Regions from separate parts of the Homo sapiens genome. Here region 2 is linked to region 1. Evidence: chromatin loops called from intact Hi-C (ENCODE). Cell type or tissue: Calu3. All regions are shown on one strand. Links, peaks and the distances in the headings refer to the core of each region. The heading gives the core; the rest is flanking DNA.

Region 1 (5,390 bases), core at 335-5,334:
GAAGGAGAGTACCTAATTCATTGGAAAAATATTACTCTGGCTTTCAAATGGACAATAAACAATGAAGGGGAGGCATGGTGATGGCGTAAAGGAGGGAGATCATTTAGGCTAGCAAAATTCCTAGAGACAGAAACTGATGGTTTTGATCATGTTGAGAGTGGTAAAGATTGTGCTAAATGGTCAGATTCTGAATTGTGCGAGTAGGCCAGTTGAATTTACTGATGGATTGGATGTGTACTGTGAGAGAAAGGGACATCAAGGAAAGGAGCAAAGTTTGCATCCTGAGAAATGTTGGTGCTATTTGCCAAGATATGGAATACTGGAGGAAGAGCAAGTTGGGGAATAGTTTGGGATGGTTGGGGAGGTATCAGTGGTTCTCGTTTGGGCATCTCAACTTTGTTATTCCTACTAGGACATCTAAGGGAGACAATCTATATATAAGCTGTTTTTATAAGATTCTAGAGATTAGAGGAGAGGTTGGGACTTGAGATAAAAACTACTGAACTCACCAACTTATAAATGATATTTGCAATTCATTACCTGGGGGTGAGTGTAAATAGAGAGGAGTCCAAAATATTGAGCCTCAGGGGGCTCCACAATTAATATGAGAAAGTGAATCCAGCAGAAAATCAGGAAGGAGGAGACAGCAACATACAAAGAAAACTAGGAGTCCCAGAAGCTAAATAAGGATTTTTTTTTTTTAATGAAGACTGGCCCATTCTTAAGTAAATGAACTCAGAGAACTGGATTTGATAATATGGAGATGATGGGTGGCCTTAACCAGAGTAGACTGAAAGCAGTAGTGTGAGTGGATTCAAAAGAGAATGGGAGGGAGATGAAAATGTGGAAAATGAACAAAGACAATTATTTTGAGTGGTTGTGTAATTAGAAGCAATAAAGTGGAATTGTGGAGAGAGTTTTAATCTTTCTTTTTTAAAGAAAGGAGTTATTACAGTAGTTATTTTGTGAGGATGGGAATGATAGAATAGAGAAGGAAAAATTAATGATACAAATGAGAGAAGAGATAATTGCAGGGGCAAAGTCTTTGAATATACTGAGGGTGTAAGGGATGCAGGGCAAAAGTCGAACTATCTTAAATCTATGACAAAGGGGTATAGTTGTATAGCAAAGTTAAAATAAGGTAAAAATAGAAAAAATGTAGATAACATATATTAATATATCTAAAAAAAGTTTACCCCTTTTTAATAAGTACATTAATGAGGAAAAAACACATTTCAGTTAAATGATGGATAACTGGATAAATTATGATACATTCACAGTAATATTTGATAGTTTGAAGAATGGGTGCAAATATGTAATAACGAATTTAAAATTTTTAATTTCTTTACTTTTTCTTTATTTCACAGTGGGTATTCACAGGTGGGATTATAGCATATTACATCCCTTAACTCCTGAGCTCAAGCCATCTTCCTGCCTCAGCCTCTTGTGTAGCTGGGACTGCAGGCACACCCCACCACACTAGGCTAAAAAATTTGTTAATGTTTATTAATCATCCTAAGTTGAAAATATCTAGACTTCTGGGACACCATTAGGAATAATGTACTAAAGCCTGGAATACGTAACAGTGGCTTTGAGGATGTTGACCTCTTACCGTTAGTTTTGTCTATTCCTGAAAAATAATTCAAAGGCGATTCTTTAAAATTAAATGGGGTTGGCTAATATTGATTATTAATGGGAGAAAGAGGAGGGAAAGGTGGGTAGAATGGGTTTCTTTGTAGTCTGACTTATTAGAGGGGAAACTCTTGGAACCAGTGAATGATTTGCATGCACAGTTTCTCGTGATCTAGGCAAAGAAGGAAAGGACAGCTAGCATGTCAATTCTATGACGCTGCAATTTGGAAAAAGAAAGGATGATATGCTAAGATTTAACTAATATATTGTAAATTCAGATCTTTCAGCCAAATGTTTTCTCAGTAATAAAAGTGTCAATTAGGTATGTTTTTTTTTTTACACAGATTGAATTTTTGACCACTTTATTTTATTTGCTCTCTTTATTCCAGTGTAAAATTCCAGAAATGAGGGTATATTCCAGGTGGGTGAACTGCACAGTACTTATTGTATAGTTCTCCTTGTTTAATAAAAAGTAAACTTTTTAAAAGGTACTGAAAGTTTTTTGTATATCAAGAAAATTAGCCGGGCATGGTGGCTTACGCATGTAATCCTAGCACTTTGGGAGGCCCAGTTGGACGGATCACTTGAGGTCAGGATTTCAAGACCAGCCTGGTCAACATGGTGAAACCCCATCTCTTTTAAAAATACAAATTTTAGCCAGGCATGGTGGCACATGCCTGTGATCCCAGCTACTCGGGAGGCTGAAGCAGGAGAATCATTGAACCTGGGAAGCGGAGGCTGCAGTGAGCTGAGATCATGCCACTGCACTCCAGCCTGGGCGCGACAGAGTAAGACTCTGTCAAATAAAGAAAAAGAAAAAGAAAATTAGCCCCTTGTTTTGCCAATATTTGCTCTCACTTTCTAAGTTTGTCTTTTGACAATTTATAATTTTTTTGCTTTGCAGAGTTTCTAAGGTATCATTTTCTCAGGCTATATTCAGGTATATAAAAAATTAAAAATAACATTTTCCTTCATTTCTGAGTACTTCAATTTTGTTCATATTCTTGGCATTCCTCCAGCCCTTCCTCTGTTTCACGTGATAACAGGTGAACTGCATTCACTCCAGTGTAATTCCATCCATTTCAAGTTTAAACAAGGTCAACTCAGGATTTCCTCTACTCCTCTACCTCTATTTCTCCCTGGGGATACTGTAAATTCTGGGTGTTCTCTGAGGGTCATGGTGTTGGGGGAATATGATTGGTCCCTCAGCTGGGTTCTGCTCCTGTTTGCATCTGCTGAGCTGGCCATTACACCCACCGATGATTGGCCTCACTAAAATGGCTGTGTTCCCCAACCCCGTGGCAGCCACCTGCTGGTTTCCTATTGTTACAACCATCTGCTGCCATCTGCTGGTGTATGCTCTTGTTACAACCAATGAGATCTCTTCAGGTCCCATAGGTCTCTCTCAGAACTTACAGCTGTGTACTTTTCAGGGTAATTTCATCTTCTCCTCCGTTGCTCTCTGGAGCTACAGGAAATTGGTGGGATTGCCTCAGCTCTCCTACTTCATCTTCACTGGTCCCATGATGCTGTGATGCCAGTCGCAACTCCTGTGAAGGACCTTCCCTCCTGGTGTTCCAGACAAGGATGGGGTACAAGTCTCCTGTCACTCTTAGATCCCCAAACCTCCTTCTCCTACCTTTGAGAAAATTTTTATTTCCTTTTAGATAGACTAAAACTGGCTCAGAGTTATCTCCCATAATTTTTTGGTATTTAAATTGGGCCACAGAAAGGCCAAGAACCTGACATAATTATCTTTGACTAACATGAGGTGTCTCTTCACTTTGTATCAATGAAGACTAGGTTCAGTTCTCATGCTTAAGTTAATACTGTAGAGAAGTCAAAGGGAACATAGGAAATAATCTGCCTGCTCATAATTGATATCATTATCATTCTGTACCCATGTTTACATAGTGGGATTTATCTGGCCTCCTGCTGCTGCTTCTGGTTTATGCCACAGTTATTTATTCTGAGGCCTTTTTTACCTAAAGATTTTGCAGAATTTCAACATATTTTCTTCTAGTACTTTTATAGACTCAATATTTTAAACATTTAAATCTTTGACTAGCATGGTATTTATGTTGCAGTGAGATGGGAATGCAGCTTATTAATTTCTCAAAATGACACAGCTACATAGCAGTTTGGATTTCTTGGAGGAAGATTAAGCCTGAAGAACTACTCAGAGATGCCGAAAATATTCATTAATTTTATGACTGGACCTATGAACCTGTCTTTAGAGACAGAGAATTTGCTCTCGACTTTGACTGCCTATCAGAACACCTGGGAGCTTTAAAAAAAATATTGATAACTGGTTCTCAACTCCTCCTGTAATTGCTCTGGGGCATGTCATGATTACAAAAATCTTCCTGGATGATTCCAGTACACAATCAAGGTTGAAAACTTGCCCATGCACAGTCAAGATTGTTTTTAGGGCAAAAGAGAGCGTGAGTGAGACCCATGTGATACCTATTTTCCCATGGAGTAATGTGGAGTGTGCATCCCAACACCCACAGGTCTTGTTGAAACCCAGCTTGCTGGACCCCTCTCTCAGGGTTACTGATTCCCTAGGTCTGATGTCATGCCTAAGAAATTTATTTATTTGATCCTTTTATTTGGACAGAAATTATCAGCAGTCACATTTATACTGGTACCTATCATTTCCCCATTGGAATTTTAAAAGATTGTAAATGAAAACAATTCTATATGCAGAACTTATTTATGTATACTCATTCTTGTTTAAGAGATGATTTAAGGGGAAATAAAATAAAATATAAAAAGGAAAGGTGAGAAAATTTGAACATATGTAAAATAATACTTGAAAAGATAAAATCAAAAGGATAATATACATATATACATAAGCTGATGTTGGACCATACATTTGGCTAAGTTTTCTAGCAGTGAACATTAAGCAGAGAAAGAAAATCACTGTAAGATTTATAATGTGCCCTTGATAAAACTAAGCCAGTAGCTTCAGATAAAAATGCTTACTTTGTCCTGGCATTAGAGGAAAATCTTCTCTGTGTTCTTATAAATATGATTCTATACAACATTGGGAATAAAATCTTCCCTTATCTTTATCATTACAATGATCCTAGAAATTCTACTGATTAAAGTTGACAAAATTGACAAATGTCAATGAGTGACATTAATATAATAGGTCATTTGGTCACTAGGTAATTTCAAGTTTTCACTTGTAAATGAGGGTGTATTTACATAGGTAGTTCCTTAGTCCTCAGTGTGAAACATTGCTGTTCACACCAAAATACAGTAGAAGGAATTATACAAAGTGCAAATATAATACTGTTCACTCGTGATATCCTCAATACGCTTAGCCTGAGTCAAATAATCTAGTAACTTTAACTTATTCCGGGTCTTGGTTTTGGCCTTAAGGAGTGAGAGGTCACAGACTTTTTTAAGGATCTGCTGATCACTAAGCTTCTTCTTCTCAGCAGATAATATACAATTGGTCCTCATTATTCACAGATTCTGAATTTGTGAATTCACCTACGCACTAAAGTGTACTTGTAACCTCAAAGACCATAGGTCCTTTCAAAGTCATTATCAGATGTATGCATGTGCAAAACATCAAAAACTTTGAATTTCCTGATGTGCACATTCCCAGCTGATGTGGAAACGGGTGACACTTTGCTTTTTTGTTTCCGATCTCAAACTGTAAACGAGTATCCTTTAGTGCCACATTTTTTTTCACATTTTTTGCATTTTGTTAATGATTTCTCTGTTTAAAATGGCTCCCAAGC
Region 2 (5,390 bases), core at 305-5,304, 260 kb before region 1:
GTGACATTTTTCAATATGCTAATGGAAAAATTTTTGCGAAATTTGTCTGTCTTAAGATTTTACAAGTAACTTCTTTTAGACAAAAATATCTAGCAGCCCAAAAATACTTCACAGAAGCAATTTGGTTATAACCTTAAATGGAGAATCCTGAAGTTAAATAATGTATCTGTGTACAAAGTTCTCAAATACGCTTCATAAAGATTGGGTTGCTGGAGTCTTGACTGTTCTACTTACTGAGTTCTGGTAGCATCGAATTGTGTGATGGGGCTCCTTGGCTGTGGCTTATCCTTCTTAGCATATAGCATTTCACCCCACACACAACATAAGCAGTGTTCACTGGTATACACTCTCTGCTTCAGGTCTCAAACTATGGGATTTTAGAACAAAGCCTTCATGTATATGTGTCAATGCAGACATGGAACCTAAAGATTATGGCTACTATTTTTTAGACTGTGGTATTAGTTTGATATCTAGAAAATGCCAAGTCAGGATTTGAATTTTAAATCCAGGCTCTAAAATGTTTCTTTTTTCAGAACTGCTGATAAAGGAGGAGAAAAGAGTAGTTAAAACATTTAAAAAGTGAAATTAATATGCATTTGTAAAAAATCAAACGATACAAACATGAGCTGTTCCTCCACTCTGACCCCAGTCTCACTCTTCAGAAGGAACCTATGTTAATGATCATAAATATCCTTCTAGACTTTTTCTAAGCATAAACAAACACATGCACATACATGCTTGTTGGTTTCTATTTATCACAAAAATGAAATTATACTGTACACTTACAACTTGTTTTCCATTTACTTAAAGCTACATGCTGGATAACATTCCATGTCAGTACACATAGTTTAACCTCATTCCTTTTAATTGCTACTTAGTATTATATGATTTGTGCAGTAATTTATTCAGTCATCTCCCTTTTTGTAAATCACAATTCAGATTATTTCCAATTTTGCTATTAGAAACAAGGCTCAAATGAACATTCTTATCTGAGAGCTGGTGTAAATATTTCTATAGGGTAGATTTCTAGAGTTGAATTACTGGGTACATGACATACAAATTTAAAATTTTGAGACATATCACTCAAATCTCTTCCTAAAACATTATCTTGATTGTTTGTTTCTACTATCATATATGAAATTCTGTTCTTGCCACATTTTTATCATCTGGACATTATCAATCTTGAAAACTGTTTTCAGAACAGGTGACCCATGGCATGTTACTGTTTTAAAGTTACATCTATTTTACTAGTAATGAGGTGAACCTTTTTTCTTTTGTGAGTTGTTGGTTTATATCTTTCCTTCACATTTCTTTTTACCTTTTCTTATAGTAATCCAAAAGCATCTTACACATTTATATTTATCAGTTAAGCATGCAAGTCTTTTTTCGTAATACGTCAGTTGAAGAATAATTTCACTTGTTACGGTTTTCTGAGTCCATTGTCTCATGAGTATGTTACTAAGTAGTAAAATAACAAAACTGAGCAGCAGGGCTAAGAAGGAGGAGAAATACACAATATAGATAACCCATATGTTGCACAACAAATTTTAAATAGACACAAGTTGATTGTGTCTATTTAACACCAATTAGCTGGTCAGCTTAACTAATTTAGTAAAATATGAGATAATAATCACAAGGTATAATTTTTTACTTAACTGGAATGAGAACTCTTTAGGTTAGGGGCAGTCCCTTCTCCTTTTTGTATTATTAGTGACTAGCAAAGTAGTTGTGAAATTTGTTGAATAAAAAGAAAACCAGGCAAATCAATGGACTTTTGTTAAAAAAATAGCAACTCGTTCTTTTAATTATTTTTGAACATCAGTGGCTGATATCATACTCATGCAACAAATATGGTATTTTAGGCCTATAGTAATTCTTAGGTAGATGCATTTTTGCTGTTTTTGCCAGTTTTAATGAAGATATTTGTGACATAACTTTGTAAATTATCTAAGTATAACTGACTACTTTTTTACCAGCATCTCACATTAATATTTAGAATTGTCATTTAAAAATCATTATATTTTAAGTGCAAACATTCACATGGAATTTGAGGTAACTTCTTACCAAATGGACAGAGCTCTCTTATTGACCTATTTTCTTCCTCTTGAGAAATCCTTGAGAAATGATCATTCAATTGCCTAAGGAATGTCGTGAAGGCATTACCACACTAGAGAAAGCCCCATTTTCCTTAAAAAGTGGGCAGTTTTGTTATTCCAGGGTTCACTTTCAGTTCCTTTCACCTCATGACTCACGACATGTCCTCAAGTCCTCAAAGGATGTTAGTGACTATCCTTGAACCTCAAATTTATAGACTGGCTTCTCTTTTTAATTTTTTTAGAAAGGGCACTAGAAAAAGCCTATAGTAAGCTAGTTTAATTGTTGAAAATTTGGAAAAATTGTTGGATTCACATTAACCGCTTCAAAAGTAAAGTCAGCTAGACACAACTATGCTATTATCCCCGTGATATTGAGCTTAGCTCATAAATGCCTGAAAGTGAATTAATTTATTCTGTTCCTTTGAAAACATCTACTGAGCATCTACTATATGCCAGGTGGTGGGCTAGATCCTAGAGATTAAAGATAATTAAGGCTTAACCCTGCTATCCAGGGTCTCCCAGTCTAAAGTAATCATTGCTTTACATTTTTCATTAATGGCAAACAACATTTTCAAGCCAATTGCAAGAATAAACACAGATTCAGCTTAGGACATCGCCAGTTTTTGCACGTTCACTGCAACAGGACAGTGCTGTATGGAAAGAACAAAAATCTGAAATTAGATTGAATTTTAGAAATCTGAAATTAGATTGGAGCAGGTGCTGGGAAGAAATCCAGCATAGGAGGCTGAATTGATATCTAGAATCTCTGTCAATACGTAGGCAAACAGTCCTCTCTGGAGGCTTCAAAACAGTAATTAGTGAGAATATGCAATAAGAGAGAATTCAGCATCAATAATCTCAGATGTCAAGGCAGGCAGGCAGTTGGTATCTAAGGAGTTTGCCAGTAAATCTTCAAGTATGCAAGGCATGGCTTCAGAGCTGGATTTTGGGGGAAACTTAAATGCGGGTATGGTGGAAAGGGGAAAGAATGGAAAGTGTGTAGCAGGTTTCTAGTTCTAAGAATATTATTAAAGTAGCTATTTAGTCATAGAACAAGGCAGAAATCTGGTTAAGCAAACTGGAGCATACAGACCTCTAGGGGGAGCCCAAGGCTCTTTTCTATTCTTGCACCCTCCACATCCCCCTGCACTCCCCACTCCCATACCCAGGTACAGGTTTCACCGTAAGAAGGAATGTTGTCAGGGATAGATACAATTCGAAGGCCCTCTTTCCATCATAGTGCAAGAAGGTAGAACTTTCAAAAAAAATTTTTTTTTTAAAAGAACACAGATGGGCATGAATTACCTTGTTTCTTCCTTCCAGAATGATAAGACGTGGGCTCCTTTAAAGTAGCTATAGCCATTTTTTCTCTCTTCAGAGGCTTTTATCCTTCCATGGTCCTGGACCTAACCCTATTCTAGTTCCCCTCTTCCACCGCTGCCCCAATCAGCCATGGGAGGCACAGGGGGAATGTCTCTGCCCTGCTCCTTTTCATCTCCATTTGAGGTGTGTGGCCTCTGAGCACCTTAGGAGCTTCATCTCATAAGATGCTTTACTCTCTTTTCCTAAAGGACATAGCCTGGAGAGAATTCTGGCCAATGATGATATTCAGGTGTTTCTGAGTCCTTAATTCTATGTCATCATATTTCCACTCTTTAAAAGCATCCCTGCAATTTCTAACAGAACACAAGATGAGAATTGGGCCTTGGAAACAAGCAGAAGCTCAGTTACTAAGGCTGGTAAAAAAAGGCCAGGATCAGAGAGTGGCTTGATGCTTTATATACATTATCACTAATCATCACAATTCTGTAAGAGGATTTTGTGTGTGTGTGTGTGTGTGTGTGTGTGACAGGGTCTCACTCTGTTGCCCAGTTTAGAGTGCAGTGGTGTAATCAAGGCTTATTGCAGCCATGACCTCCCAGGGTCCAGTAATCCTCCCACCTCAGCCTCCTGAGCAGATGAGACCAAAGGTATGTTCCAACATGCCCAGTTAATTTTTTAAATCTTTGTAGAGATGGGGGTCTTACTGTGTTGCCCAGGCTGGTCTTGAACTCCTGAGCTCCAGCACCTTGGCCTGTCTTGGCGTCCCAAAGTGTTACGATTACAGGCATGAGCCACTGTGCCTGGCCAAGAGGAATGTTTTTACCTTACTTTACAGATGACAAAAGTAGGTTCACCTTACGGAACCTACGAAAGGTGCATGAAATTATGAATGGTAAAACAAGAATTTAGGCTTTAGTTTGATAATAAAGCCCATCCTCATTCTACCATTCCAGTGGACCTACTTTTGTCAAGATCACCAACAGCTTCTATGTTGCCAAATCTAATGGACCTGACTCTATCCGCATTTTGTTGGACTTGTCAGAAGCATTGAACAATTTATCACTTCCTTAAAATACTCTCTGCTATTAGCTTTTCTGACATCACACTCTTCCGCTTTTTCTCCTGTTTGCAGAGCTTTCCTTCTATCTTTGCAGTTTCTTCTTTTTTATCTGACTTCTAAATAAAAAATGCTTCAGGGCTAGGTTTTCTTTTCTAAACACTCTCCATAGGTGATCTCATCTAGTTAGATGGTTTAAATAGTATCTGATTACTTAGTATCTCTTCAGCCTAATATTTTCCCTAGCTTATGCTACTCCAGCCACCCTAGCTACCTCGCTGATATTTAAACATGCTAAGCATGCCTCTGCCACAGGGCCTTTGAATTTACTGTTCTTTCTGTTTGTGACACTTTCACTCATCAGATATGTGCACAGCTTGCATGTTCACTTCTTTCATCTTTGTGCTCAAATATCACCTCCTCAGAGGGACCATCCCTGGCTACGCTGTATTACACAGCACTCACTCCAACTCCAGGCACTCCTACTTTCCTTACACTGTGTTTGTTTTCATCAAAACCTTTATTACCATCCGATGCATTGTGAGCACATAGCAGGTGCTCGATAAATATATTTTGGATTAAAAAGTTTATTAATTAAGAACTCACAAATATCTATTTACAACTGAGGCTGCTCTCCTGGGCCACAAGTCCTAGAAGCCATGGGGTGTAGAAGTTAAGATGATGGGCTCAAGGGCCTGACTGAGTGGACTTGGTTCCCAGCTCTACCATTTACTACTTGTTTGGTCCAGTTACTTACTCTCTTTGTGCCTAAATTTCCCCTGTAATACAATAGAAATACTAGTAATTGTACTTAATAATACTAAAAGTACTTATTTCATAAGCTGTTTTGAGGGTAAATGACTTAATACATGCCAAGAACTTCAGACAGTATCTCATATATAGTAAAAGTGCCC

Evidence for each region. Peaks named below come from ENCODE experiments on the same cell type or tissue, not always from the same donor. Only the 100,000 strongest peaks of a DNase experiment are listed, where the experiment ranks them.
Region 2: it touches region 1 in a loop (10-fold over the local background); 34 of 110 quality-filtered maps call a loop at or near these places.

What each region holds. Positions count from the first base shown.
Region 1 is chr7:113,418,946-113,424,335 of GRCh38, forward strand. No RefSeq gene overlaps it. Among named protein-coding and RNA genes, the nearest start is that of SMIM30, 300 kb to the left of the region's middle. RefSeq lists an enhancer at 2,672-3,194. In Calu3, for the core only: a CTCF peak has its summit at 2,999 (motif pointing left); a DNase peak (open chromatin) is centred at 2,956.
Region 2 is chr7:113,156,745-113,162,134 of GRCh38, forward strand. No RefSeq gene overlaps it. Among named protein-coding and RNA genes, the nearest start is that of SMIM30, 41 kb to the left of the region's middle. In Calu3, for the core only: a CTCF peak has its summit at 3,179 (motif pointing right); a DNase peak (open chromatin) is centred at 3,217.